Regions from separate parts of the Homo sapiens genome. Here region 2 is linked to region 1. A link is an interaction called in ENCODE POLR2A ChIA-PET data of the cell type or tissue named here. Cell type or tissue: PC-3. All regions are shown on one strand. Links, peaks and the distances in the headings refer to the core of each region. The heading gives the core; the rest is flanking DNA. Region 1 has its middle 15 kb from the start of SPIC. Region 2 overlaps MYBPC1 (myosin binding protein C1).

Region 1 (15,468 bases), core at 6,532-9,031:
TTGCTCTGTCACACAGGCCGGAGTGCAGTGGCGTGATCTTGGCTCACTGCAACCTCCGCCTCCCGGGTTCAAGCAATTCTCCTGCCTCAGCCTCCCGAGTAGCTGGGATTACAGGCGTGTGCCACCACGCCAGGCTAATTTTAGTATTTTTAGTAGAGACGAGGTTTCACCATGTTGGCCAGGCTGGTCTTTAACTTCTGACCTCAGGTGATCCGGCCGCCATGGCATCCCAAAGTGCTAGGATTACAGGCGTGAGCCACCGCACCTGGCCTTGAGAGCTTTTATGGTGCTTGAGAACAGGAGTAAACACTCACCATGACAGCTGTTACATCACCAGAAGTGCTCTGCTTTTACCATGTCTGGGACCTGCGGCCTCGCTGGTAAGTGGCAGAACCAGGGCTCAAACCCAGTTCTTCCCTTGCCATGTCTGGTACCTCTTCCTGATCATCAGGTTGCACAACTATTCCCCATAGGCTCTATGTATTGACCATAATTACTTTAATGGCTCCTGCCAGTGTTTATACCAACAGAGGAAACTTCTCTGACACAAGACTAGTAGGGAACAGCATAGCTGCACAGAAAAAGATGAGACTACAGACCCATTCTCATCGTCCCCATTGGGTGCCAGCAAGGTAGTGACTTTTTAAGTCTTGTGTTCTGAACCATGACTGATTGTGAAAGGGCACTTTCTAGTCTTTCTGAAGCAGCTAAACTCTGAGGACCTACTGGTGTATCTTACTGCATTCTAATTCTAGGCACAGAGAGGTGGGCTAAATCACAGCCAAATTCTTTTGTTGTTGTTGTTGTTGTTGTTGTTTTAAAATTAGCCCTGAATCGCAGTGGCTCATGCCTATAATCACAGAACTTTGGGAAGCCGAGGTGGGCAAATCACCTGAGGTCAGGAGTTCGAGAACAGCCTGGCCAACATGGTGAAACCCCGCCACTACTAAAAATACAAAAATTAGCTGGGTATGGTGGTGCATGACTGTAACCCAGCTACTTGGGAGGCTGAGGCAGAAGAATTGCTTGGACCCCGGCAGTGGGGGTTGCAAGTGAGCCAAGATCGCAACACTGCACTCCAGCCTGGGTGACAAAGTGAGATTCCATCTCAAAAAATAATAATAATAAAATAAAATTGCCTTGAAGACTAAAGGCCTCAAAAAATTTGGTTAAGACTCAGAATTGTTTCTCTTCACATAAATCTTTAGGAAAAGGTGAAAAATTGATATAATCTGAAGAGATACCAGAGTATACCAGACTTTTTTTTTTTTTTTTGGACGGAGCCTCTCTCTGTTGCCAGACTGGAGTGCAGTGGCGCAATCTTGGCTCACTGCAACCTCTGCCTCCCGGGTTCAAGCAATTCTCCTGCCTCAGCCTCCCGAGTAGCTGGGACTACAGGCACATGCCACCACGCTCAGCTAATTTTTGTATTTTTACTAGAGACGGGGTTTCACCTTGTTGGCCACGATGGTCTGGATCTCTTGTACTCGTGATCCTCCTGCCTCAGCCTCCCAAAGTGCTAGGACTATAGACATGAGCCACTGCGCCCAGCCTCATTTTTTTTTTTTTTTTTTTTGAGACAGGGTCTCACTCTACCAGGCTGAAGTGCAGTGGTGCAATCATGGCTCACTGCAGCCTCGACCTCCCTGGCTCAAGCGATCCTGCCGTCTCAGCCCCACTAGTAGGTGGGACTGCAGGTGCGCACCACCACGCCCGGCTAATTTGTGTATTTTTTGTAGAGATGGGGTTTCACCATGTTGCCCAGGCTGGTCTACCAAATTCTTTATACATTTTTATCCTAAGCCTGAAGAACACATATGCCTCTGCTTCATCACTTTTGGCCTCAGAAGTTTCTAAACCTAAGCCATTTACCAGCCTGGGAAAGGGAAGAGGAAAATGACTCCTCCCTTCATCTCTTAGTGGGTTTGTAATGCTTATTTTCACTTTCTAGTTTACTAAGAAGACAGACTTGCAATTGATTCTGCTTTAAATTTAGGTCCTTTTGGTAAGGAATTTTTTTTTTTCTAGCAGTTTGTAAGTGGCAATTCTCCCTGTTTTAACAAAATTAATTAGCAGGGCAATAATGTCCTTTTTACAGGGAAGAGGCATCCTGTTCTTACAGAAGTTAGCTGGTTAACTGGGAGTAGAGAAGAAGGGTTGGGGAGTCCTGTAAACTCAAAGAAGTTTAGGAAACAGGCACATTAATGGGATCCCAAGTTTCAGCTACGTGCTTATAACTGGCTATAAGTTTCTGGTTCCAGTTGTCATCAGTGAGAATTCACTGCTGGTAGGAGTCTAAATTGGGACAACCATTTAAGAAAATAGTCATTAGCAAAGCTTAGTTCACAAATCCTTTTCAGGCATATATATAAGAGAAATTCTTGTATACAAGCATCAGGACATATGTGGAAAGAAGATGGTTTTAGCAGCCATGTTTATAAGGGGAAAGAACTACAAACTATATATCTTTCTATAGATATGTAAGTATAGATAGATAAACATATATAGGTCTGATAGATATATACTCACATACATAGTGACAAGAGAATGAGTGAATTGTGGTATGTTCACATAATAGAATATAGAAATGTGAAAATGAATAAACTATAACTAAGTGCAATTACTTGGAAGAATCTTGAACACATAATATTCAGTGAAAAAGGAAAACCTAGAAAACCACTTAAAATATGATTTCTATAGAGTTCAAAAATAAACAACTACACAATATATTATTTGTCTACATCTATCTATCATCTATCTATCTATCTATCTATCTATCTATCTATCTATCTATCTATCATCATCAATCGTGTGTGTGTGTGTGTGAGTAAAGCAAGGGAATAATAAGCACAAAATTTAGGGCAATGGATACTTTTAGGAATGGGAAGGCAGGGAAATAGATGATCTAGGTGTGGCGCATAATTTATCACAACAATTTTTTTTAGCTGGGCATTGTGGCTCACGCATGTAGTCCCAGCACTTTGGAAGACTGAGGCGGGTAGATCACCTGAGGTCAGGAGTTAGAGACCAGCCTGGCCAACATGGCGAAGCCCGTCTCCACTAAAAATACAAAAATTAGCCGAATGTGGTGGTGCATGCCTGTAGTCCCAGCTACTTGGGAGGCTGAGGCAGGAGAATCACTTGAACCCGGGAGGTGGAGGTTGCAGTGAGCCAAAATCATGCCACCTCACTCTAGCATCAGTGACAAAGCAAGACTCTGTCTAAAAAAAAAAAAAAAATTTTCTTTTTTGTTTTTGGGCCAGGAGATGGGCTCATGGGTGTTTATTTCACTGAAGTATCACATATATGCTTTTGTATGTTTCAAAAAACATAACATCATAAACAACTAAAATAATGACAGACAAAAAAATAATAACAATGAAAATAATAATAAACAATGACAGACAAAAGGAACAAGGGATAAGAGAAGGTCAACTAACAAAGCAAGTGAAGTTTCAAAAAAAATTCTAAGGAAACAATTTTGCTGCTGCTGCTTCTTTCTTTTTTTTTCTTTTTTTTTTTTTAAGACAAGGTCTTGCTCTGTCACCCAGCCTGGAGTGCAGTGACACAATTTTGCTTTTAACAGTGAAAACATTCATCATTCAGTATTGTAAAATTAGTTTTCATTATGTGAAAACTCTTGCCTGATTTAAGTATAATAGTTCAATTTATGACAGAAATAAATTATGAAAGTTTGGAGAACAGGCTGGGCATGGTGGCTCAAGCCTCTAATCCCAGCACTTTGGGAGGCCAAAGCAGGAGAATAGCTTGAGCCCAGGAGTTCGAGACCAGCCCGGGCAACATAGCTTGGGCATGGTGGCATGTGTTTGTGGTCTCAGCTATTTGAGAGGCTGAGGTGGGAGGATCACTTGCACCCAGAAGGTCCAGTCTGCAGTGAGCTATGATCATGCCACTACACCCCAGCCTGGGTGACAGAGCGAGACCCTGTCTCAAAAAAAAAAAAAAAAAAAGAAAAGTTTTGGAAACTCATTCTGCTCCCTTCAATTGCAAGAGACTTTTTCTTGTTTAAAGTCCTATACTCGGCTGGGCGCGGTGGCTCACGCTTGTAATCCTAACACTTTGGGAGGCTGAGGTGGGCAGATCACCTGAGGTCAGGAGTTTGAGACCAGCCTGGCCAACAGGTAAAACCCCGTCTCTACTAAAAATACAAAAATTAGCCAGGTGTGGTGGTGTGCACCTGTAATCCCAGCTACTTGGGAGGCTGAGGCACTAGAATCACTTGAACCCAGGATTTGGAGGTTGCAGTGAGCCAAGATCACACCACTGCACTCCAGCCTGGGTGACGGAGCGAGACTCTGTCTCAAAAAATATAATAAAATAAAATAAAAAATAAAAAAATAAAGTCCTGTACTCAAATGGGAATAATTTTGCCATCAGATAACACTATAGTTAACATATGGACTGTCTCGATTCATGTTTCTTGGTGTGCCAGTGTGGGTAAATATGAAAGAAGAAACACTTGATTAAGACAGGGTCTCACTATGTTGCCAAGGCTGGTCTCGAACTCCTGGGCTCAAGTGATTTTCCCACCTCAGCCTCCGAAGTGAGGAGGAGGAAGCAATCCATTTCTGAACAAAGTCATCGCTATTGCGAAGATGGATGCAGGGTGTGATAGGCCGTGAATTTTAGAGTATTTCAGAAATGTTCAAGGAGACCAGCACCCTTATGAGATGCAGAGACAGACCAAAAGTGGGCCAGACAGACAAGATCCAGAACAACACTTTACAATGAGCTCTAAAATATTACCATAAATGTAAGGATATTGGCGAAATCTATTTACCAGAATTCCTCTTGAGGACTGGATTATATGGGTTGGAAAAAATGTTTGATAAACCATGGAGGAGCTGAGGGATCTGCTCTTGTCTCCATGATAGTCCCTGAGATGCCTTCCTTTAATCGTCTCATGAATATCTACTGAGCACCAATAGTTGCTGCTCTAGATGCTGGGATACATCAATGAACAAAGCAGACAGAGATTCCTGTCTTTGTATCATTTCTACAATAAGCATGGGTCTGATGCATGAATTAGAATCCATAGTAGAAAATGAATAGTTTGTGAAAGAATAAAAAGCCAAGCAGGGTAAGGAGAATCTAGAATGCGAGAGGGTCCCCCTTTATATAGAGTGATCCAGCCATGCCATATTAAGACAGTAGCATTTGGGCAAAGACTTGAAGGAGGTGAAGAAGTTAATCGTGTGAACATCTGTGGGAAGATGACTCAGGCAAGGGAACAGCAAGTGAAATAGCAGCTCCTCACGCCTGTAATCCCAGCACTTTGGAAGGCCAACACAGCAGGATCACATGAGCTCAGGAGTTCAAAACTAGCCTGGGCAATATGGCAAAACCCCATCTCTACAACAAATACAAAAATTAGCCGGCCTTGGTGTCACATGCCTGTGATCCCAGCTACCTGGGAGGCTGAGGTGGGAGGATTGCTTGAGCTCAAGAGGTCGAGGCTGCAGTGACAGAGCCTGGGTGACAGAGCAAGATCCTGTTCCCCCGCAAAAAAAGAGGGCCCGGCTCAGTGGCTCACGCCTGTAATACCAGCACTTTGCGAAGTCAAGATGGGCATATCACTTGAGGTCAGGAGGCTGAGGCAGGAGAATCGCTTGAATCCGGGAGGTGAAGTTTGCATTGAGCCGAGATCATGCTACTGCACTCCAGCCTGGGTGATGGAATGAGACTCTGTCTCAAAAAAAAAAAAAAAAAAAAAAAAAAAAGAGAGAGAGACAGCTAGCAGCTCATAGGCTTCGAGAACATGAGAGCTGAGGGTTTGAGTGCCTTTCTGGAGGGAGGGTCCCAGTTCATTGGAGGACTATATTGGTTGCTTGGGGGCACTGATGAAAGTGATCTTTTGGCTGGGTACAGTGGCTCATGCCTGTAATCCCAGCACTCTGGGGGGCCGAGATGGGCAGATCACGTGAGGTCAGGAGTTCAAGACCAGCCTGGCCAACATGGTGGAACCCTGTCTCCACTAAAACTACAAAAATTAGCCAGGCATGGTGGCGTACGCCTGTAATCCCAGCTATTTGGGAGGCTGAGGCAGGAGAATTGCTTGAACCAGAGAGGCAGAGATTGCAGTGAGCCGAGATCGCACCATTGCACTTCAGCCCGGGCAAAAAGAGCGAAACCCTGTCTCAAGAAAAAAAAAAGGAACAAAAAAAAGAAAAAGAAAGAAAGAGGCTGGGCGCAGTGGCTTACGCCTATAATCCCAGCACTTTGGGAGGCCGAGGCAGGCGAATCACGAGGTCAAGAGATCAAGACCATCCTGGCCAACATGGTGAAACCCTGTCTCTACTAAAAATACAAAAAAATTAGCTGGGTGTGGTGGTGCATGCCTGTAGTCCCAGCTACTCTGGAAGCTGAAGCAGGAGAATCGCTTGAACCCGGGAGGCGGAGGTTGCGGTGAGCTGAGATCGCGCCACTGCACTTCAGCCTGGTGACAGAGTGAGACTCCATCTCAAAAAAAAAAAAAAAAGAAAGAAAGAAAGAAAGAAAGTATCTTTTTTTCATCCTTCTTGTAGTCGGATGCACTCCTAAATGCTTTAAACATCAAGTTGATATTTAAGGAATGTGCGTTTGAGAGTGTACCAAATTAGAAACTAGATGCCTATTTGTTTCCATCTCTTCTGATGCATTAAATAGGGTGTGGAGAAAAGGGGACCACTGTACACTATTGGTGGGGATGTAAGTTGGTGCAGACACTATGGAAAACGGTACAGAGGTTCCAATTAAAAATAGAATTACCACATGATCCGGCAATCCCACCTCGGGGTACATACCCAAAGGAAAGAAAACCAGTATGTTGCAGAGGTATCTGCACTCCCATTTTCATTGCAGCATTATTCACAATAACCAAGATATGGAAACAAATAAAGTGTTTTTTATGGATGAATGGCTTAAGAAATTATGTTGTGTGTGTCAGCTGGGTTGTGGTGGCTCACGCCTGTAATCCCAGCACTTTGGGAGGCTGAGGCGGGAGGATCACCTGAGGTCGGGAGTTCGAGACCAGCCTAACTAACATGGAGAAACCCCGTCTCTACTAAAAATACAAAAATTAGCTGGGTGTGGTGGCCGGCGCCTGTAGTCCCAGCTACACGGGAAGCTGAAGCAGGAGAATCGCTTGAACCTGGGAGGTTCTACAACCTCTGCCTCTCAGGTTCAGGTGATTCTCCTGCCTCAGCCTCCCAAGTAGCTGAGATTACAGGTACGCACCATCATGCCTGGCTAATTTATTTATTTATTTTGAGACAGAGTCTCACTCTGTTGCCCAGGCTGGAGTGCCGTGGTGCGATCTCAGCTCACTGCAACCTCTGCCTCCCGGGTTCAAGCAATTCTCCTGCCTCAGCCTCCTAAGTAGCTGGGATTACAGGCCACTGCACCCAGCTGAAAAGAACTTCTTTAGAGAAGAACACACAAAACAAATACTAATCAAATAAAAATTCAAACATTTCACCTTAATCTTAATGTGAAGAACTTCTGTATCAGGCAGAGTTTCTGCTGCTGCTTCTTCTTTTCTTTTTTTGGAGACAGACTCTCGCTCTGTTGCCCAGGCTGGAGTGCAATGACACAATCTTGGCTCACTGCAACCTCTGCCTCACCAGTTCAAGCAATTCTCCTGCCTGAGCCTCCCAAGTAGCTGGGATTACAGGCACCCACTACCACACCCAGCTAATTTTTTTATTTTAATAGAGACAGGGTTTCACCATGTTGGCCAGGCTGGTCTTGAACTTCTGACCTCAGGTGATCCACCCACCTCGACTTCCCAAAGTGCTGGGATTACAGGCCTGAGCCACCGCCCCTGGCCCAGGCCAAGTTTCAATTGCAAACAGATGACAAACTCAGGCCAAGATGATTCAACTAGAGTTTGTTTACAAAGGGATTAACTATAACAGGAGGAACAGAGTGTTGGGGAACTATCAAGAAAACAATGCAGGAAGCCTGGGTTAGCCGTAGAGGAGCTCCCTCCACCAACAGGAGGGACAGGGAGGTCAACAGAACCTGAAAGAGAAGGAGAATCCTCCAAGACAGGGCTCCTTTGGCCAGGAAATGCAGCACCTCATGCAACCTCGCAGGGAAAGAGCTAGGAAGAAAAAAACCCTGACCTCATTCTGTTCCCTCCAACTTCCTGCTGGGGTTCCTCTTTCTGGCCAAACTCAAGTAGAAAGTAGGGAATATAAAGCCCACTGATGAGTTTCATATAGGAAGGCATTCAGGGGCAGAGAGGAGGTGGAAATCAACCTAGAGGGGCAAGCATGACTCATAATAATTAAAAAGCATCTTAAAGAAAATGAAAAGAGCCACCACTTACTCAATTTTATGGAATGAAGTATTGCCAATTTAAATTTTAAAAATAACATTTTAAAAAAAAATTTAAAGAAAATGAGGCCGGGCAAGGTGGCTCATGCCTATAATCTCAGCACTTTGGGAAGCCGAGGAGGGTGGATCACCTGAGGTCAGGAGTTCAAGACCACCCTAGCCAACATGGTGAAACCCTGTCTTTACCAAAAATACAAAAAATTAGCTGGGCATGGTGGCAGGCACCTGTAATCTCAGCTACTCAAGAGGCTGAGGCAGAAGAATCACTTGAACCCAGGAGGCGGAGGTTGTAGTGAGCCGAGATCACACCATTGCATTTCAGCCTGGGAGACAAGAGTGAAACCACGTTTCAAAAAAAAAAAAAAAAGAAAATGAAAAGACAAGCAACTGGAGAAGATAACCAACTGAAACTCAGACACCAGTGGGGCAGAAGTGTAAATTGGCACAATCATTTTGGAACATAGTTTAGTATTATCTGGCAATTTGAACATTCACAAATATTTATACCATTTTTATGCATATATTCAAGAGAAACTCTGGCTAATGTGTACCAAGGGACATGGACAATCATGTGCAAACCAGTGTTGTTCATTATAGCAAAAAGGAGACGATAATTCAAATGCCCATTGACAGGACAAGGGTAGAGTATATTTACATAACTGAATAGTATGCACCAATGAAATGGAATCTCAGCAACACAATGTTGAGTAAAACATCAAGTCTCAGAAGATTACAAACAGCATGTTGTATCCCTTCTACCCACGGTACTTCTAGGATTTTCTTTTTTCTTTTTTTTTTTTACAGATCCACTCACAAATAATATATACAGGGATATGTATAAAAGTATTCATTTCAGACCAGGTGCAATGGCTCACGCCTGTAATTCCAACACTTTGGGAGGCCGAGGCAGGCAGATCACTTGAGGTCAGGAGTTTGAGACCAGCCTGACCAATATGGTGAAATCCCATCTCTACTAAAAATACAAAAATTAGCCAGGCGTGGTGGCACGTGCCTGTAACCCCAGCTATTGGGGACGCCGAGGCAGGAGGATTGCTTAAACTCAGGAGGTGAAGGTTGCAGTGAGCTGAGATCTCACCACTGCACTCCAGCCTGGGAAACAGAGTGAGACTGTCTCAAAATAATAATAATAATAATAAAGTATTCATTGGATGGGCACGGTGGCTCATGCCTGTAATCCCAGAACTTTGGGAGGCCAAAGTGGGTGGATCACCTGAGGTCAGGAGTTCAAGACCAGCCTGGCCAATACAGTGAAACCCCTTTTCTACTAAAAATACAAAAATTAGCTGGGCGTGGTGGTGCGTGCCTATAATCATAGCTACTCGGGAGACTGAGGCAGGAGAATCACTTGAACCTGGGAGGCAGAGGTTGCAGTGAGATGAGATCGTGCCACTGCACTTCAGCCTGGGCAACAGAGAGAGACTCCATCTCAAAAAAAAGTAAAAAATAAAAATGTATTCATTTCAGCAAAAGATGGGAAACAAATCATGTCCATCAATAAAGAATTATGAAGCAAACCATGGTAATCCACCTGATAGGAATGCTGTGTAGCCATTAGAATGAATTATTTTATTTATATCAATATGGAACCCTAAGGTATATTATATTATGAAATAAAAAATGTGAGGAGCCATACCATGTGTAGCCTAATTTAATTTATATTTTAAAGGATATATTGGGCCAGGTGGGGTGGCTCACACCTGTAATCCCAGCACTTTGAGAGGCCAGTGAGGGAGGATCGCTAGAGGACTAGAGCCCAAGAATTCAAGACCAGCCTGGGCAACATGGTGGGACCTTGTCTCTCTCTCTAAAAAAAAAAAAAAAAAAAAATACGTTAAATATTATATGTGCTTATCTATACATGGTATACATGGAATAGCCTGCAAGGATACATAAGAAATTACTAAAAATGGGTGTCTCTAGGCAAGAATAGAGATTGGATACTACAGGTAGGAGACTTATTTTTCACTATATACCTTTTGGTACTCTGAATTTTTTAATCATCTAGTTTTAAAAAATATAAAGCTGGTGCAGTGGCTCACGCCTGTAATCCCAGCACTTTGGGCGGCCAAGGTGGGCAGATGACCTGAGGTCAGGAGTTTGAGACCAGCCTTGCCAACATGGAGAAACCCCATCTCTAATAAAAATACAAAAAATTAACTGGGTATGGTGGCTTGCACCTGTTGTCCCAGCTACTTGGGAGGCCGAGGCAGGAGAATCACTTGAATCTGGGAGGCAGAGGTTGTAGTGAGCCAAGATTGCACCACTGCACTCCAGCCTGGGTGACAGTGCAAGACCCCATCTCAAAATACAAATAAATAAATAAATAAACAACTAAATAAATAAAAATATAAAACCTTTTAAAAGTTAAAGGCTAAATTTTCTCATGTAACACAGGTTTAATATATATGTTTCTCCTTTGGAAGAAATTTTTCACAATTAGGAATAAAATGTACTTTGAAAACACTTAGGAATATTCCATTAATACATAGCCTCAACAGAATAAAGAAACCCTCTTAGGTGTTGACAAAATGAAAAACAAAACCTTCAGTATGCATTTAAACACTGGCTGGGCATGGCCTAAAACTTATATATATATATATATTTTTTTTTTTTTTTAGAGATGGAGTCTTGCTCTGTTGCCCAGGCTGGAGTGCAGTGGGGTGATCTCGGCTCACTGCAAGCTCCGCCTCCTGGGTTCATGCCATTCTCCTGCCTCAGCCTCCTGAGTAGCTGGGACTACAGGCGCCCACCACCACGCCCAGCTAATTTTTGTATTTTTAGTAGAGACGGGGTTTCACCGTGTTAGCCAGGATGGTCTCAATCTCCTGACCTCATGATCTGCCCGCCTCAGCCTCCCAAAGTGCTGGGATTACAGGCGTGAGCCACCACACCCGGCCTAAAACTTACATTTTAAGCAGGATTACCTCTTGCCCCATATCCATTGTTCAGGTTCCAGAAAAGTTTAGCTCTTTTTAAAAAGCAAGTTAAACTGGGTGTGGTGGCTTGCATTTGTAAACCCAGCTACCTGGGAGGCTGAGATGGGAAGACTGCCTGAGCCCAGGAGTTTGAGGCTGCAGTGAGCCATGATCATACCAATGCACTCCAGCCTGGGCAACAGAGTGAGGCTCTGTGTACACTTCTATTTAACATTGTATTGGTGGTCCTAACCAATGTAATAAGGCAAGAAAAAGGAATGAGCATTCAGATTGGAAAGGAAGAAGTAAAACTGTCTTTATTTGAATATGATATGATTGGTTATGATTACAATCCTAAGAAATTCACAAAAAGGTTGCAGAATATGAGGGTATTTCTATATACCAATATTATAATCCCAGCTACTCAGGAGGCTGAGGCAGGAGAATTGCTTGAACTCAGGAGGTGGAGGTTGCAATGTGCCGTCCCACTACTGCACTTCAGTGTGGGTGATGGGATGAGACTCTGTCTCAAAAAAAAAAAAAAAAAAGAAAGTCTTGAAAAACTGAACTTCATTAAAATTTAACTTTGTCTCTTCAAAGGACGCTGTGAAGAAAATTAAAACCCAAGCCACAAACTGAAAGAACATACATCAAGCCCTCAAATAACACATCCTTTCCGTCCACCTTCTTTTGTCCTTTGGCTCTAACTTTGATGAGAAAACAAATGGATTCCTGGCCTGGGCCACTTCCTGTATGGGGTTGGTACTTCCTCTGTGGGGTTGGCACTTCCTGTGTGGGGTTGGCACCTTCTCTCCGTAGTCTGTATGGGTTTGCTTTGGTACTCCAGTTTCCTCTCACATCCCAAATATGGGTACGTTAGGTTCATTGGGCTGTCTACATGGTCCCAGTCTGAGTGAGTGTAGATGTGGTTGTGGGTATGCACCCACCCTGAGATGGGATGGTGTCCTTTCAGGGCTGTTTCCAACCTGAGCCCTGAGCTGTTGGAGAGGCTCTGGCCACCTTCAACCCGGAACTGGAATAAGCAGATTGGGAAAGGAATGAAGAAATTTATACAAATTATAGTAAAATAAAAGTTTGTAAAGTATAGGATAATTATACAAATGCATGACAATAAGTGATGTGACACAAGAGCGCTCAGAGAGCCGCCATTTTCATCAGTGTTTGCTTTGGGTGAGGGGAGGCACTTTCAACAATTTTTGCTTTGCAAACATTTATTCCTTAATTTAACCCATGGCCACTGTGACTGCCTTCATCACTGATTCCCCCAAAATTAGGTAAATAATTATCTTACTTGTTTTTATTTATCTTTCTTAAATGAATACATAGCTTCCATTTATTTGTTTAATATTAAAAGTGTTGGCCAGGCACGGTGGCTCACGCTTGTAATCCCAGCATTTTGGGAGGTTGAGGCGGGCGGATCACCTGAGGTCGGGAGTTTGAGACCAGCCTGACCTACATACCTACATGGAGAAACCCCATCTCCACTAAAAATACAAAATTAGCCAGGTGTGGTGGCACATGCCTGTAATCCCAGCTACTTGGGAGGCTGAGGCAGGGGAATCTTGAACCCAGGAGGCAGAGGTTGAGGTGAGCCGAGATCACGCCATCGCACTCCAGCCTGGGCAACAAAGAGCGAAACTCCATCTCCAAAAAAAAAAAGAAAAGAAAAGAAACAGGGTTTTGGTCTTGTTGGATGGGGTGGCTCACGCCTGTAATCCCAGCACTTTGGGAGGATGAGGCAGGCAGATCACTTGAGTTCAGGAGTTCGAAACCAGCCTGGGCAACATGGCAAAATCCCATCTCTACTAAAAATACAAAAACATTAGCTGGGTGTGGTGGTGCACACCTGTAATCCCAGCTACTTGGGAGGCTGAGACACGAGAATCATTTCATCCCAGGAGGTAGAGGTTGCAGTGAGCCAAGATTGTGCCATTGCACTCCAGCCTGGGCAACAGAATGAGACTCTGTTTCAATAAATAAATAAACTAATAGTAGTAGAAAAATTGGTTGGGTGCAGTGGCTCACGCCTGTAATCCCACCAGTTTGGGAGGCTGAAGCGAGTGGATCCCTTGAGGTCAGGAGTTGGAGCCCAGCCTGGTCAACATGGTGAAGGCTCCTCTCTACAAAAAGTACAAAAATTAGCTGGGCATCGTGGCACATGCCTGTAATCCTAGCTACTTGGGAGGCTGAGGCAGGAGGATCGCTTGAACCCAGGAGGTGGAGGTTGCCGTGAGCTGAGATTGCACCACTGCACTCCAGCCTGGACAAAAAAGCTAGACCCTCTCTCAATAATAATAATAATAATAATAATAAAACTCAAATTTTAGCTGGGCATGGGGGCTCACGCCTGTAATCCCAGCACTTTGGGAGGTGGAGGTGGGTGGATCGTCTGAGGTCAGGATTTCCAGACAAGCTTGGCCAACATGGTGAAACCCCATCTCTATTAAAAAAACAAAAAATTAGCCAGGCGTGGTGGCGGGTGCCTGTAATCCCAGCTACTCAGGAGGCTGAGGCAGGAGAATCACTTGAACCTGGGAGGCGGAGGTTGCAGTGAGCCGAAATCATGCCTTTGCACTCCAGTCTGGGAAACAAGAGTGAAACTCCATCTAAACAACAACAAAAAAAGTCCCAGGTTAACCAGGAAGACTTGGTCACCACAGGCGTACTTAGCATAGCCATAACAAGAGGGCTAGCATTTATCAATTATCTAGAATATCTTGGGTGTTTCCCGTTCTAAGCACTTTGGATGTATTAGCTCTTTTTAATCTGCCCGACAGTTTTACCCCCAGGTAATTAGTAGTATCAGTACCATGATGCAATGAAGGAAATCAAGTCACACAGATTCTCAAGGTCAAAATCTAGGAGGTGGTGGAACCAAGCACAGTGACCTTCTAAAGTTCACGCTTTTCTCCATTGTTCTTTCCTTCTGGGCGCACATAATAATAGCCTGCTATTGGAACTGGGTGTGGTGGTGTGTGCCTGTAATCCCGGCAACTCTGGAGGCTGAGGCAGGAGGATGGCTTGAACCCAGGAGTTTGAGGCTGCAGTGAGCTATGATTGTGTCATCACACTTCAGTATGGACAACAGAGCAAGACCCTGCCTCTAAAAAATAAAACAGGATGGGAGTGGTCGCTTATGCCTGTCATTCCAGCACTTTGGGAGGCCGAGGCAGGTGGCTCACTTGAGGCCAGGAGTTCGACACCAGCCTGACCAACATGGCAAAATTCTATCTCTACTAAAAATACAAAAATTAGCCAGGCATGGTGGCGTGAACCTGTAATCCCAGCTACTCTGGAGCCTGAGGCAAGAGAATCGCCTGAACCCAGGAGGCGGAGGTTGCAGTGAGCCAAGATGGCATCACTGCACTCCAGCCTGGGCCACAGAATAAGACCTTGTCTCAAAATAAAATACAACATAAAAAATAATGGAAAAAAGAAAAATAATCAGCTGTGGTTGGTTCTAAGGAACTTAGACTACCCAGGAATGTCAGAACAAAGTCCAACTTGACAACGAAAGCATTCAAAAGTTTACTAATCCTAGTGATTTGAACATAGAACTACCAGTCTCCCAATTCCATGACCTGCCAGGTAAACATTTCTAACGCTTTGAATGAAGTTCTAGGTCCCTAGAACACTTTGCAATGGATCCTTACCTGTTCTGAGATAACTATAGATTAAGTGAGGGTCAATTTCAACTCTGCTCAGCTAATATTTATATTTTATCACTTTTCAAAAATCAGCTATCCTTAATTGAGAACGTACTATGTGTCTAGCATTGTTTTAAGTTTTAAGCATCTCACATATATTAAATCATTTATTCTGTATTGCCTTTTTCTTTCTTTCTTTCTTTTTTTTTTCTTTGAGTGTCTCACTCAGTCACCCAGGCTGGAGTGCAGCAGTGCAATCTTTGCTCACTGCAACCTCTGCCTCCGGGGTTCAAGTGATTCTCCTGCCTCAGCCTCCCAAGTAGCTGGGACTACAGGCATGCACCACCACGCCCGGCTAACTTTTGTATTTTTAGTAGAGATGGGGTTTCACCACATTGGCCAGGCTGGTCTCAAACTCCTGACCTCAGGTGATCCACCTGCCTCTGCTTCCAAAGTGTTAGGATTACAGGCGTGAGCCACAACACGTGGCCGTATTCTATGTTTTCTATATTGGTCTGCAAAAG
Region 2 (15,468 bases), core at 5,577-8,076, 150 kb before region 1:
CTTGGCTGCAAACAAACTGAATACAGGGAGATGTTTTCTATGTAGAGTTCCCCACTACATCTGGTACAATATGCTTGCACCTAGCTATCAATACGTACATGATAGGTATGTCTGAATCCCTCTGAAGGGTTAGGTCAGAGTTGTGCACAGGGTAAATACCTAGTGAATAATTATTGAGTGGGATGCCAGTTTCTCATCCTTTTCAAGGAGGAAGAGGGATGAGGAAGGCCACTTTGGAGTCTTTATGGGAAAATGCACATGATTTTGGTTGCTTCCATCTTGGGGCTATTTGGCTGATAAATGACTCTGAAGAGCCATGTTGGGAGTTTAAGCCACATTGAGCTTTCAATCTTTTAATCTTTTAATTTTCTTTTCTTCTTTAGGTGTATGTGGACATAAAAACAAGCTTCATATATTGTGTGTCATAGGGGACTGCCCTACCTGCCAAGGGTCTCACTGGATCTCTGTACTCATTTCCTGTTGCCAGCTGGTGGACAATATGGTGCTAAGAACTCAAGAAGTTGGTCCTCACGTTGAACCTCAGAGGTCACCAAACCTTTCTGGATAGCTGCTAGGGAGTTTCTGGAGGTGCTCAATAGTGACATATGTCAAGTTGAGAAGGGACAGCTGATCTTCCAGGGTAGAGATGGATCCACTCCCCACTCTCATAAAGAAGATGTGGGTTTGTTTGACCTTCACTATATAGGAAAAAGCCTCACAAATTCTTCAGCCCCTTGGATGGAGGCTCAGCCTCCACACTGTAAAATGCGGACATAATAACTTTTACATAATTTGAAAGGTTTCATAAGAATTGTCCCCCTAATATATATGAAGTGCCATCCAAATTAGATTAACACAAGAGGATTATATAAACACAGTGTATTATTTTTATTATTCTCAACTTATCACAATGGTCACCATCCAACTTCTCAGTAGGAGTTAGGTTAAAGCTCACAGCTCACAGCACCCGTGGAGGCCAAATCATGCTGGGATGGACCCTCTGTATTTGCAGCCCAAACGTGTGTGAGTGAGTGTTTTTACTCACCTTCCGGGGGTGGGGCTGGGGCTGGCACTTCATTTTCTAGAAATGGAAAGAGTCATGGAAATGTCAGGCTCATTTATCACAGAGAAGAACTGCTTTCTACAGCCCCAGGCAGCTTCTGCTGCAGGCAGCCATCTCACCTGTGTGTACTCACAAGAGGGATGGAGGAGGGAAACACATTCTCTCTTCTCTCTCTCTCTCTCTCTCTCACACACACACACACACCCTACTGCATCAAGAGGCCCAAGACATACATGCTGCCATTTATGTGTGGTATATAGATTTCCAGGAGGTGGCATGGTGTAGTGATGGAAAGATAAAGGTAGAATGGGGATCCGAGTGTCCTTGCCACTTAGTTATCCCCTCCAGAGGCAGGCCGGGCATTTACTTGTGCTGAGCCTGTTTTCCTGCCTCTAGAGAAATGGCCGCATCTTATATGGGCAGGACTGCTGTTAGGATGAAGTGAAACACAATGGGTAGCAAGCATATGGTGAGCATATCCCGTAGAGTCTAAGGTAAGGTCGGTGCAGAAATGAGACCCCTTTTTCCCAGAAAGCAAGAGCACCACTGCATCGCCAACATTGTTCTGCCTGCATGAGAGACACTTTCTGAAAGCAGATGACATGAAAGTCCTCTGGCTTTGCAGTGCTTTGTTGTTGTTGTTTTACAAGGACGGTGCAATTCACTGGGAAACAGAATTAAGCCCTCTCAGAGTTGTTTCTGGAAGCATACGTGCTTGGAGTAGATTCCCACCTACACCTATCCAAAATTTTCCAGGCTCTGGTTTTGAGGTTTGGTTTTGGTTTACCTGGCTTTCGATGTCTGGTTATTACAGAGCAGTCTGGCTATGAAGTCTGACAAAGAAACTTCTGTTAAAGAACATACTATTTCCAAGTAGGTAAAGGCATCCACATGAACAAAGAGCATAGCATTTCCCGTGCCAAATCCCTGTGGATGCCCAGAATTGGGAATTAGTGACATGTGAGTATCACTCACTCATGAACCACCTGCTTCATCTCCAGGACAAGAAGAGGCAGTTAATGAAGGTGATCGCTTCTAAAATTATCTTCTACTTGATTACTAAATAAAATATAAAGATAACAAAGTTTTTGTATTATAGGCACATTGTGGAATCCTGGGAGCCTTTGTCAGCATATGGGATTTTCCACATTTTTTTCCACAAGTGACTCTTGTTAAGCAGGGCGGACGATGCCCCATAACAAGCAGTTTGGCTGAACAGTCACCACTATGTGTAGGCCAAATGCCCCGTTCTAGTCTAGGAAGGCTGGAATGAGCATAGAAAAATGAATGGATTGCACCGTAACAGAAATCAAGAAAACAGTAATGCAGGCCTGCCAGGATGCAATCATGTCTTTTTCCATCACTGATTTTGGGGCTAGTATAAACTCCAATTTATTGTTTTTTAAAAACTTTTATTCAGATGGCCATAAATAAGTTTATTACTATTTACTAGTGAGGGAGAAGGATATATATAACCAAAAGACAAAAAACATAAACTTATAGATGGACAGAAGAAAACGTGGCAGGATGTGATGTAATTTGCAGATACAGTGAAAACACAAATGTCCCTTGGATGGCATTGTCAGAAATGTTTTTGTTTCTTCACTACATCATGGAAAGAATCACTAGGGTTATCGTCAACCAAAACATGAAACTGTCAGTCAAAGCATTTTATTTTCAGAGATCTGAGTGCAGAAATGGAAATCTAATATTGTCCTCTTGGCTTTGAATAAGTTGTTGCAGCACACGGATATCAGAATACTGAGAGCGAGATGCCAATTTCTTTGACACGCTATCTTTCAGACTGGGCCATTGCCATGCCATGCCCAAGGACTTCTTCCTGGCTCTGTCTACAGACAAGTTTCTCATCCCTCCAGTCTCCTTTCTCCACAGCTGCAGAAGTTATTTATCCTACAACTGTGTTTCATCCCATTATTCTACTTGAAAGTATTTCTATTATTATTTGGTTAGGTCTACACTCCCCAGGTTCGCATTCAAAGCCGTTGTTCATGGGCACTTCTTTCTCTCCCTTCTCTTACTACGTCTCAGTGGCCTCTCTGTTCTAGAGCCATTTCTGTTCCCCTTCTGACCTTTCTGCCACTGTTCTTCCCAGCAGACCTCCTGCTTTTTCTGAACATGTGATGGAGTCAGACTTAGGTCTGAATCCTGACTCTGCCTTATTCATTGTGCAATCATGGGCAATTCCTTAATCTCTAACAGCCTTGGGCTCTTCATCTGTGAAATAAGAATAACAAGATAAATAACCTCTTAGGGTGCCAATTCTATGTAAGATGCATAGGGTAGTTCCTGCTATGTAGAAAGAGCTCTATAATTGAACTGTTACCATTACTATCATTTGGCAATCTTTATCCTTATTGCCAATATTTTTCTCAAGGCTCTCAGAGCTGATTATTCTTTTTTTTTTTTCTTTTTTTTTTGAGATGGAGTCTCGCTCTGTCGCCAGGCTGGAGTGCAGTGGCGTGACCTTGGCTCACTGCAACGTCCACCTCCTGGGTTCAAGCAATTCTCCTGCCTCAGCCTCCCGAGTAGCTGGGACTATAGGTGCATGCCACCATGTCCAGCTAATTTTTGTATTTTTAGTAGAGACAGGGTTTCACCATGTTGGCCAGGATGGTCTCGATCTCTTGACCTTGTGATCCACCTGCCTCAGCCTCCCAAAATGCTGGGATTACAGGCGTGAGCCACTGTGCCCGGCCAGAGCTGATTATTCTATTCTGTTCTTCTTCCTTATTCTTTTGCATTCTGGACTACATCATAACACATTCTCTTTTCACTATGACTTAATTATTTTCTAATAGTCTCTGTATATTTATGTTTCTGTTTCTCCCCATCTAAACAAAGCCAGGGATCTTTCCTTCCTTTCTTATCTCCCTGGTATCTCATTTTATTGCTGAAAACACATTAAATGCATAGAGAATTGATACAAAAGAATTAAGGAGGGCTTCTTTTGGTGGTTGGACATCTATTAAATTGATCATACTTGTTTAGCATCTATGTGACCAATTCCCATTTTTTAAGGGTAACTGTAGTTGCTTAAAATCCAACTAAGGCCAATGGTGAATTCTAATCAAATACGTAAAAGAGAATCATCTTGGGCACTAAATCTGTAAATGTTCCCTAAATGTACATTCTCCATTTCCATTTTGTCTGTAGCCCCCATGGGCTATGTAACAGACCAAAAATCAAAATGATAATTTAAAGGGCTTAATTCAACTTCCACTGAATCCACAAAATATTGGTCATGAATAGCCAACTCTATCAGAGAGAATGGCAGAAACATTATAGGATATTAGGACTGCTAGGACCGTTGTGGGATGGTTGCAGGGAGTAGAAATAGGAAAATGTATACCGGCCTGTAAATAGGCAGATCCAGAACTTTTTCTTCTCAAAATTACAGAAACCTCTTTACTTTATAGCCAGTGAAGGAGTAAATACATTGCAACCCCTTATTAGAACCCACTGCATGTAGGACCTAGTGCATATTAATCCTTATAATCCTTACAACTCTGTGAAATCAGTACTATGATTATCTCCATTTTGCAAGTGGGAACTGAGACTCTTTGAGATCCCACAGCCTAGGGAGTGTGGAACCAGGCTGTGATCCAGGCTTGCTTGACTCAGAGCCTGGGCTCTGCAGCCCGGGCCTGCACTTCCTTTCCCTGCTACCTATGTTGGACAAGGCAGAGGAGGACTGGTGGACTTCTCAGCGCAATTACACCATTTTCCCCACTGAATTGCTTGGTCTTATTCTCAAGACCACATAACCTCATATGGATGTTGCCCTCCCTATTTGTAGGAGTGGGGTGCACATCGATTTCCTCAAGTATGAGAGAAATAATAGCACAGCCTAACTCAGGGGTTATTGGCAGGAATGAATGCATTAACAGGGGTAGAGAACATGGCAAGTGTCACATAGACTTTAACTTTTCATGGCTTTTATCATTATGATCATCATTTTTACTCGGACACACCTACGAAAAGACACTTATGTCTTCCTCCACATGCTGCCTGCTAAGGATATGCCTTATTTCTAGGTCTGTGAGCTGCATGTGTTAAAACGTGTTTGCATTTGGGATGGGGACTGAGGAAGCATCTGGGGACTGGACAGAAGAGGTGAGTCCCTCATACCCCTACTGTAAAGTGGGAATAGTAGTTGAGCTCGATGCAATTTTTATGCATTATAGTTTTTACACTGCAGATAAGTAGATCAATCAACGATTCAATTAATCAATCATGGTGAGACAGAAATGATCAGAGAAAATAGGACCTTAGTCCTTTTCAGAGCATTTGAAACAGAGAATTCCAGTTGTCTTAAACCTGGAAACTGGGAAACCAAGGAGTGGTAAAGGCCAAGCAGCACATGACTTAAATGGAAAATGAAGTGTTGCAGGTAAGTCTCAGAGCCCCCAAGGTGTCCCCATTTACCTTGAAGGAACTGCTCATGCATCTCTCTCGCTCTAATTCATATGTTTGTCTCTGACAGGTCCTGTCATGGCTAGCTTTGCCCGCTTCTCTAAAAATAATTTACATGTTCCTAAAATTCATTGGCTGCCTCTGTAACATTCATTCATTAACAGCAATTTCCACTGTACCTCACTGAATAGGGACCATAGGCAGGAGCATCCTTGCAACCTAAATTCATTGAACTCCCATTATGAATTTAACAAGGTCAAAGAGGTTATAAAAGTGGTTACAATATGATAAGATACTTGTGTTTAAGAAATTCACAGGTAAATGAATTGCCTTTTAGTATCAATTGAGTCATTGAACCAACTCACTCTGCACTCTTAAAACATTCAAGACTCACTACTTCCAGAAATCCTCTAGAACTTCTCAAACTGCAGTATGCGTATTAATCACTTAGGGATCTGATCAAACTGCAGATTCTGACTCTTGGAGTCTGCAGCAGTAGGGTTCATGATTCTGAATTTCAAGGCTGCATGGTGGCTCGGGAGGTCAAGGTGGGAGGATCGCTTGAGCCCAGGTGTTTGAGACCTACCTGGGCAACGTAATGAAATCCTGTCTTCATAAAAAAACATTTTACATTAGCTGGTGCTTCCCAAGTCCCAGCGACTTGGGAGGCTGAGGTGGGAGGATCACTTAAGCCCAGGAGGTGGAGGCTGCAGTGAGTCAAGATTGCACCACTATACTCCAGCTGGGGTGACAGAGCAAGACCCCATCTCCAGAAAAAAATTTTTTTTTAATTTTAAAACTAAAAAGATTCTGCATTTTTACAAGGCTCCCAGGTGATGCTGCTGGTCCACAACCCACACTTTGAGTAACAAGGCTCAGCACACCCCCTAAATATCACCCGTTCCACTCCCTTTTCAAATGTGAGTGGGAACCCTAAAGGGTTTACAGTAGATGGGGACTTTTCTTCTCCCTTTGATCACAAGCTTCTTGAGGACAAGGCCCTTCTCCTTCTCCTTTTCAGATTCCACACAGCAGGTGCTCCATAAATATAGTTGACTGGCAGGCTGTTCCTCCCTGCACAAAAGCCGCTTCTCCTTGCTGCCAAGAAATCCATAACCGTCCCCTGGCATTCCGTGGGCAGCTTTCTTCATCTGTGTTACCCACAAGGAACACTATGTCTTTCATTGGTTCCCCTCCCGCTGGCCAAGGCTCCAGGGGCATTCACCCAGCTCCATCATTTACATTTCTTCTTACTGTCAACACATGTCTTCCATTTCTTAACAAGGGCAGGAGAGCAATTAGGGCTAGAGTTTTGACTCTCAGGAATATTACACCCCTCACCTTTCTAAGGAATCCCCCGCTTTTAAAATCGGGGCTCCCCAAAACGGCAAAGCAACTTGTGTCGAGGAACCTGTCCCACCAGTTTCTTAGCAAATAACACTCAGTCAATCACACCAACTGTTGTCAACAAGGTTAGCTGTGTTGCAATGGTCGGGAGGCACCCACCTTTGGCAAGCTCTCTAAATCATAAACAAGCAAACCGATATTTATTGAGGTGAGGTCCTGCTGTACTTCTGCTTATTCAAAAGCCAAAGGGCAAAGTTCTGTGGAACATTCTTGCTAGGTAAATACAGTTGGTTTTTTGTTCTCCTTTCTTTGTCCTCTCACACAATATCTTTTTTAGAAAACATGCTAACAGGACTAAAGAAGCATATTTTAAAACTTTTTGAATAAAAAGGAAAAACAAGGATACTTTTTGAAAAAAATAAGCCCAAGGGGATATTTTAAGGGACAACCTAAAAATGAACTAGTTTGTGAACCAACAACTAAAGCTAGCCCCCTCTTTCCTGGGCAAGGGCGGCTGTTCTTTGATCCTTTCTAATGAACATATACAGACTTTCTCTCCCTCTGCAGCACTGAAATGCTTTCAAAGGGGTAGATCTATTTATGGTGGATTTTTCCTATGGTCACCTACTGTAAAAAGCACAGGTATGCCACCAATGGCATGCCTGCACAGCCTGTGCCAAGGCATTCTAATTGACGGGCACTGGTGGCAGCTATGAAATAGACAGCCCCATATGTGGCCTTTGTGCTGCTGCAGAAACACTAGGGACCCAGTAACTCCATAAATGGCTTGGCCCTCTCCAATGGAGTCCATTTCTATTTTCAATGATCAAGGGTTTCATGGCCAGTAACTTAAAGGGGAAAAAAAGAAATCTTACGTCTTAAAATTAATTAACCTGTCTCTTTTTATATGTCTGCGTCTATACACATAAAACAAAACAAAACACAACAAAACACCCAGTTCTCTTCTTCCCGTGGGCTGTCTCAAATATTACATTATTTGACCTACTTAACTATCTTATGGGCCCTTATATACCATTTAATTTAGCTTTTTTATAGCATGGAGAGCAAAATTATATCATATGAATATATTATATAGGCATAAAAAAGACAGAAGAAGACACAATAACAGTTATCATTAAATGTTATGATTCTAGTTCTGTTTTTGTGGCTTTCTGTCACTTTCTAGGGGAAAATTTTTTAAAAATAAAAATATTCTTTAGAAATTTGAGGCATAAGAGAAAATTGTATGCTATTCCTGATTATCGTTTCTTATTCTCAAAGTAAAATTCTAGCTTTGAAATAGAACATGTGAAGGCTTTGTGTTTAGTAAACATCATGATGAATAAGGAAGGGTCTACCTGGCCAACTCTTGTACTGTCATTTTTGGTGGTATAGCAAATTATCTTTCTTTTTAGATTAAATATGTAATAAACACTATCAGGTGTCTCCCCTCTTGATGGTGGGGTCTGACACAATATGCATACTCCAACCTGGACCTCATATGCCCAGACACGAGCACAATGGAAGCTCCCATAGCATAAAATATTGCTTTCATGGGGACATTCATAATGCTTAGAGATGTTTGATTCTGTTAATCATAAGTGTACCCCATGGCCGGGCGCAGTGGCTCTCGCCTATGATCTCAGCACTTTGGGGGGCAGATCGAATCGCTTGAGCTCAGGAGTTCACGAGTAGCCTGTGCAACATGGCAAAACCACATCTCTACCAAAAATACAAGAAATTAGTCGGGCATGGTGATGTGTGCCTGTGGTCCCAGCTACTTTGGAGGCTGAGGTGGGAAGATTGCTTGAGCTGGGTAGGCGAAGGTTGCAGTGAGTCAAGATTGCACCACTGCACTCCAGCCTGAGTGACAGACTCAAACAAAACAAAACAAAGAAACAAAAAACAGTGTACCCCCCCAAAATCAGCAAATATAAATGACAGTGTATTTTATTGGCCAAATTGCTTATGTAGCAGAGATGAAGAATTTGGACAAAAATCAATGTTTAATTCAACATTTTCACAGTTACTTGCTTATTTTGTTCCCCACTCTATTCATTATAGGCATTATGGGTCTGGATATTTTATACTTTGGGATTTAACAGAATTACATACTTTTAAAAGAAGTAGGCTGGGCATGGTGGCTCAAGCCTGTAATCCCATCACTTTAGGAGACTGGGGTGGGTGGCTTGCTTGAGCTCAGGAGTTCAAGACCAGGCCGGGCAATGTAGTGAGACCCTGTCTCTATACCAAAAAAAAAAAAAAATACTAAATTGATTTATATTAGTGGTTCTCAAAGTACAGTCTGGGATCTTCAGGAGCTGCCTAGGTAGGGAGTTTACCAGGTCAAAATGATTTTCCTAATAGTAATGCTAAGACATTATTTGCCTTTTTCACTCATATTCTCTAACAAATAGACAGTGAAGTTTTCCAGAGGATACATAATGTGTAATGATATCAATGTTCTGACAGCTAATAGAATTGTTTGTGCATTCTTGTGTGTGTGTGTGTGTGTGTGTGTGTGTGTGTTTCTTTTTTGAGAAGAAAGGTCTCATTCTGTCACCCAGGCTGGAGTGCAGTGGCGTGATCTCGGCTTACTGCAGCCTCGATCTCCCCAGGCTCAGATGATCTTCCCAGCTCAGCCTCCTGAGTAGCTGGGTCTACAGGCATGTACCATGCCTGACTAATTTTTGTATTTTTAGTAGAGACGAAGTTTCGCCATGTTTCTCAGGCTGGTCTCGAACTCCTGGGCTCAAGTGATCTGCCCGCCTCAGCCTTCCAAAGTGCTTGGATTACAGGCATAAGTCACCACACTTGGCTGTATTCTTGTATTTTAAACGTTATCAATTTTACTTTTATTTATTTATTTTGAGACACAGTTTTGCTCTTGTTGCCCAGGCTGGAGGGCAATGGCATGATCTCGGCTCAGTACAACCTCTGCCTCCCAGGTTCAAGAGATTCTCCTGCCTCAGCCTCCTGAGTAGCTGGAATTACACGGGTCCACCACCACGCTCAGCTAATTTTTTGTATTTTTAGTAGAGACAAGGTTTCACCATGTTGGCCAGGCTGGTCTCAAACTCCTGACCTCAGGTGATCCACCTGCCTCTGCTTCCCTGAGTGCTGAGTTTATAGGCATGAGCCACCATGCCCAACCAATTTTAATTTTTAATTCAGTAAATATATGACACACTAATACAATATTTACTGTATTCCAAATTAAAGTTAGTGTGTATAATACACTAGTTATGCACATAAACAAATGATCTTTAGTTTATTCAATAATTGTTAAGGGTGCAAAGGGATCTGAGACCAAAAGGTTTGAACCACTGGTTTTGAATTTATTGCAAATCTCTTTGGAAAAAGATTTTGTGCATGTTATTTTTAAAACAAACTCAGGTCATATATATCATATACATCTGCAGCTTTGATAAAATGAATGAATCAGTCAAAATAAAAACCTTACATTGATTTTGAAGCAATAACTCATTTTCCTAAGTGCACCATAATAGAGACAAAAGGGCAATAGTGTCTAGTAACACCTACCCTATGCAGAATTCAGCTATCTAGCAACTTACCTAACAGCTTCTGACCACCCAAATAAAAGGGCCTCTGAAGGGCCTCTGCATTTATCTCAAGCTCCTACGTTCCAGGCACTAAGAGTTTCTGTGTTTTCCTCATGGAAGAAGGCCCTAGCTCCTCAGTAAACCCAGGGCCTGGGACTTGGGAAAGGTAAGCAGGGTGCCTGAGGAGCAAAATTTAAGGAGGTCACTTAAGGGGCTGAACCTGCATTTTGGTGACCCAGAAAGTCAGTGCCTTCTTAAATGTTGTGCCTTAGGTGGTGCTAAACTCTACTCAGCCAGATTAATTACCTGGAATGGCGTCTATAATAAAGGACAAAGGGGAGTGAGGGGAACAGTTTCATATGCTGACTGACAAGAGTACTAAAGAAGACAGCACACTTCTAGGAGGGATAAAGTAGGAAAGCTAAGAAAAATTGGAAAGAAATTCAAAATACAAATCAATATGAGTCCATTTTTCAAAAGAGCAAATAATTTGGGCCCTCAGGGTGTCACATGCTACTAATAACTGATATCTATAATTTAAGACAAATTATATCCACTGTACTTTATTTTTTAAAGCAAGGAGTAATATATTACATTTTAAGAATGTTTCTATTCAAACTGGTGGAAAAAATAAGGCTCTGAGGTTATATAACAAAATTAACCTTTAGCTGTGCAGAGAATCCAGCTATTCAGAATGATTCAATCAATTTAATCCATATTTATTTACTATGGTCGAATGTTGCCAAAGACTGTACTGTACTCTAATGTTCTGAATAGATGAAGTCTAATTGTACCTTGATCATGTAAATATTCAATGACTCATTATTCAACCTTTGGAATTTCCCTGAATCTACAGGGTTTTTTTTCCTCCCCTAGTCAATTCATTCTTTTGTCCTTCTAATTATGCAAGTTTCATCTCAGGATGTCATTTCACACAGGAAGAGGATTAAAATATGGTCCTTATTACATAGCAACAAATAGCTTCTCATTGTTAACATGGGGCTGGGGGAAAATTGCTAAGATCTGAGGACTTGCCTTCCTCACTACTCTTACCATGTTTTAAAGAATCAAATGGGGTGTGTTTTGCAGGGGAAGATTTACTCAGATTGAAGGAGCTTAAAATTTTAGCATAGGTCAAAAAGAAATTATTGCAAAAGCAATTTGAATTGTTAACAGTTTCCTCCTTTACTGTGTCTTTTTTGGGGATCTTGAATCAGTTATTATTGTTATTATTATTTTGAGACAGAGTCTCACTCTGCCACCCAGGCAGGAGTGCAGTGGCATGATCATGGCTCATTGCAGCCTCCTGGGCTCAAGTGAATCTCCTGCTTCAGCCTCCCAAGTAGCTGGGACTACAGGTGTACACCACCACATCCAGATAATTTTTGTATTTTTTCATGCTGTTTCACCATGTTGCTTGGGCTGGTCTCAAACCCCTGGGCTTAAGCAATTCTCTGGCCTTGGCCTCCCAAAATGCTGGGATTACAGGCATGAGCCATTGTACCTGATCTTGTATCACTTATTTATGTGGCTATAGGGTTATAGGATAAATTTCTTAAAGGCCTTGCTCCAAACTGTTGCTGGACCTCACATTGGGTGACTTTTTAAAAATAGAGGAAGAAGAGTCCTGACGCCAGGTGGGGTCATAAAAATAAAATTCCACCGCAATAAACACAGTGACACTCAATCAATCACCCACCACATCCATATGTGGTCATGGAGAGTTCTTTATGTGGTCATCTCAGGAAAGCGCAGACTGAGGAAGACCCTATCCACCAAAAAGCACCCCTGATAAGAGAGAGAAATCTTCTTTTTTTTTTTTTTGAGACGGAGTTTCACTCTTGTTGCCCAGGTTGGAGTGCAATGGCGCGATCTTGGCTCACCACAACCTCCGTTCTCCCAGGTTCAAGTGATTCTCCTGCCTCAGCCTCCTGAGTAGCTGGGATTACAGGCATGCGCCACCATGCCCTGCTAATTTTGTATTTTTAGTAGAGATGGGGTTTTTCCATGTTGGTCAGGCTGGTCTCAAACTCCCGACCTCAGGTGATCCTCCCACCTCAGCCTCCCAAAGTGCTGGGATTATAGGCATGAGCCACCACGCCTGGCCAGGGAGAGAAATTGTAAAGTCCCACAAACCCAAGACTTATAACCCTTGGAGACAGACATAGATATTGTTCAACTCTGTAGGGTAACTCTTTCATCTAAGTGGGAAAGGCCATGTCCCCACAAGAACAGTGAAGAAACAACCCAACCGTTATCACCTTATGCTGACAACTACAGACCCCCGAATTGGACATGGCTCATTTCAGTAAGAACACAACAGAGGTCATGGAGTATAGACCTTTTATTTGATCTGAGCTTCTATGGGTGAAAGCGAAGATGTATCACCACAAGTAAAAGAAGGAAATATAGTGGTGGGAATGATGGTTATGACTATCATAGCAGCTTTCTTGGCGTGTATTATAAATATTACACTAGTGAGGAGGTGAGCAGTGGTTGTTACATCCCTTATGTTGAGGGAAATGCCATCAGTTTATGTGAAATATGAGGCATTTAATACCTTGTGCCAGACAAGATTTCTGAGTTTACTGCTTTAGGAGGAAAATGCTTGAAATCTTTCCATATGTTAGGCCCTGTTCTAAGCACTTTACCTGTCCGGGCATGGTGGCTCATGCCTGTAATCCCAGCACTTTGGGAGGCCGAGGCAGGTGGATCACTTGAGGTCAGGAGTTTGAGACCAGCCTGGCCAATATGTTGAAACCCTATCTCTACCAAAAAAATACAAAAATTAGCTGGGCGTGGTGGCGCATGCCTGTAACCCCAGCTACTCAGGAGGCTGAGGTAGGAGAATTGCTTGAACCAGGGAGGTGAAGGTTGCAGTGAGCCGAGATCATGCCACTGCACTCTGACCTGGGCGACAGAGCAAGACTCCATCTCAAATAAAAAATAAAATAAGATAAAATAAGCACTTTACCTGGTGTATTTCAGTTAATTCTTACTGAGACCCAAAGAGTTGATACTGTTTTATTCACATACAGATGAGGAAACAGAGGCATACAAAGTGTAAGTAATTCAGTCTATGGTGCAGCTGGAATTTGAGCTGTCTAGAATGTTCTACAAATAGTATAATTTTTTTTATGTCACCATGTTTAATAATGCATAATATTTAAGATGCATAAAGAAAAAGCCAAGACACATACTGTGTGCATAACAACCCTAAAGACATCTAACTCTAAACATGACAAAATGTAGAATTAAAAAGGACACATTTTGAGTTTTAAGTAGAGCATTCTGTTCCAAGATTCATTAAAATTTTTAGAAGGCAAACGATATCACCAGATGCAAGCAAAGCAATTTATAAAGAGTATTTAGGAAAGATTTGGACAATTTTAGAGAAGAAGAATACTTACCAAAATAGCTAAATACACATCAAAAAAAAAGAATAGAACAAAATCATAAGATCTAACATTTGACATATTATTAAATGTAATTTTAGACGCTGCCCTGATGTGCCAAATTGGCCTAAAAAGGATTCCTAAGGGAGTATAAAAGGGCAAGTCTTATCAAAGTGGATTTAGACTTGAAAGGCATAATGAAAGTCAGATTACAGTTAGCTTTTTGTGAACTCATTATAGAAAGAGAAATAAGTGTGAGATTGAATGATTCTGGTCTCCGCCTCTGCCAAATCAATCAATTCATGCCCCAATCTGATGGGACCTAAAAGTTTACTCTGAAAATGTACGTTAAAGCCCATAAATACTCTGTCCCATGAATGGGAACATCTTGAAATTTGGCCTGTGGTCCATCTTTGGGCTGTCTAAAACAAACATACTCTTTGTAAATTAAAACTGAGCCTATCCACACAGAGCAGAATTACGACAAGACAGTATGATCACTTTGACTTTGGGGGGGCTGTCTTTGTAAAAAGCTGCAAGGACAGAAGCCCTCTTCTTATCCAGTTATGAGATAATTTGCATACATGTAGAAAATTAAGTGACAAAGTCTTTTCTTCTTTTTCACAGTTTGGCTTTCCTTAACTGGTATGCTCTCAAATTTTAGGAAACCCCTCATGAATAAACAGTAGCTACTTCATGATTAACCTAACTCAGAACACTAATTCAGCTACTACCTTTCTGTGTATTTATTCAGTTTCCCCAGGATGCAGTACTTTGAACAAACCATGGATTCCAGAAAAGACATCTGTTTCCATCAAGAACTAACATGGAATAATAACAAAGAAGATGTGGCCACATGCTCTCAGGTACACACATGAAATTAAAATTTCCATACTTATGTTTGATTGCTAGAACTTTAATCCTGTTCTTTATCATCTAACACACTTAAGTATGTCTAGAGATGAAGTTTAGAATTACCACAGAACATACTGGCAGCCAAGAGTATTTTGTGTCTCTTAATATAGTTTTCATAGACTAATTAAGGAGCAGTGAAGATAAAAATAGTCATTATTAATTATAATCAAAATTCTTCTCTGTGTCCACAAACAGCCTAAAAATAATTTTTAAATAAAACAATTGCAATAATTTTAAATAAAAGTAACAAAAATGCTTCCTTGGACTGTAAAAACAATAGCAATAATTACACAGCAATCTCCTCTCACAACCATACAAAATTGAAAAGAAGAATGTATTTGTTTACAAAAGTATTGCAAAAATGTCATTTTGTATTTATTCAAGTTTTTAAAGAGACCACTTATTTATTTGTTTTTGTGTCCAAGCATTTTTTAAAAGCAACTTCAGTCTGGGTAGTTGACTTCAACATTCATGTTTGATTCGGGGATACTTTGAAATTGCTGTTAAAAAGGAAACTCTATGAATTGTGTGTGTATACAGAGCCTAAAAAAAAAAAAAAGTTTCAAGGCTGTGTCTCATGGCCAAAATAAAGTGAGTCATTGAGAGCATAAAGGATTGTAAGTTCTTCATGTTTTCCACCCTCCTGGATTCCTTAGACCAGCTAGTGAGTCTAACTTCCACCTTTGACCAGTCCACAGTCTCCCTTACTCCTGACTTCACTGTTTGAAAGGCCTGGGAACAAGAGGGAATT

What was found. Peaks named below come from ENCODE experiments on the same cell type or tissue, not always from the same donor. Only the 100,000 strongest peaks of a DNase experiment are listed, where the experiment ranks them.
Region 2: POLR2A ChIA-PET joins it to region 1 with 10 read pairs; 2 of 35 experiments call an interaction of 5 or more read pairs at or near these places.

The regions. Positions count from the first base shown.
Region 1 is chr12:101,452,489-101,467,956 of GRCh38, reverse strand. It overlaps the pseudogene RNU5E-5P. Among named protein-coding and RNA genes, the nearest start is that of SPIC, 15 kb to the left of the region's middle. In PC-3, for the core only: no CTCF peak of the experiment used is centred there; a DNase peak (open chromatin) is centred at 7,916; H3K27ac peaks cover 477 bases.
Region 2 is chr12:101,600,109-101,615,576 of GRCh38, reverse strand. It overlaps MYBPC1 (myosin binding protein C1), which reads right to left. Exons shown (of 32, transcript NM_002465.4): 2 at 1,046-1,081. LOC105369938 (a long non-coding RNA gene) reads left to right here. Exons shown (of 5, transcript XR_001749279.2): 2 at 384-1,023; 3 at 5,119-5,197; 4 at 14,557-14,668. Among named protein-coding and RNA genes, the nearest start is that of MYBPC1, 13 kb to the right of the region's middle. In PC-3, for the core only: no CTCF peak of the experiment used is centred there; a DNase peak (open chromatin) is centred at 6,996; H3K4me3 peaks cover 807 bases; H3K27me3 peaks cover 1,094 bases.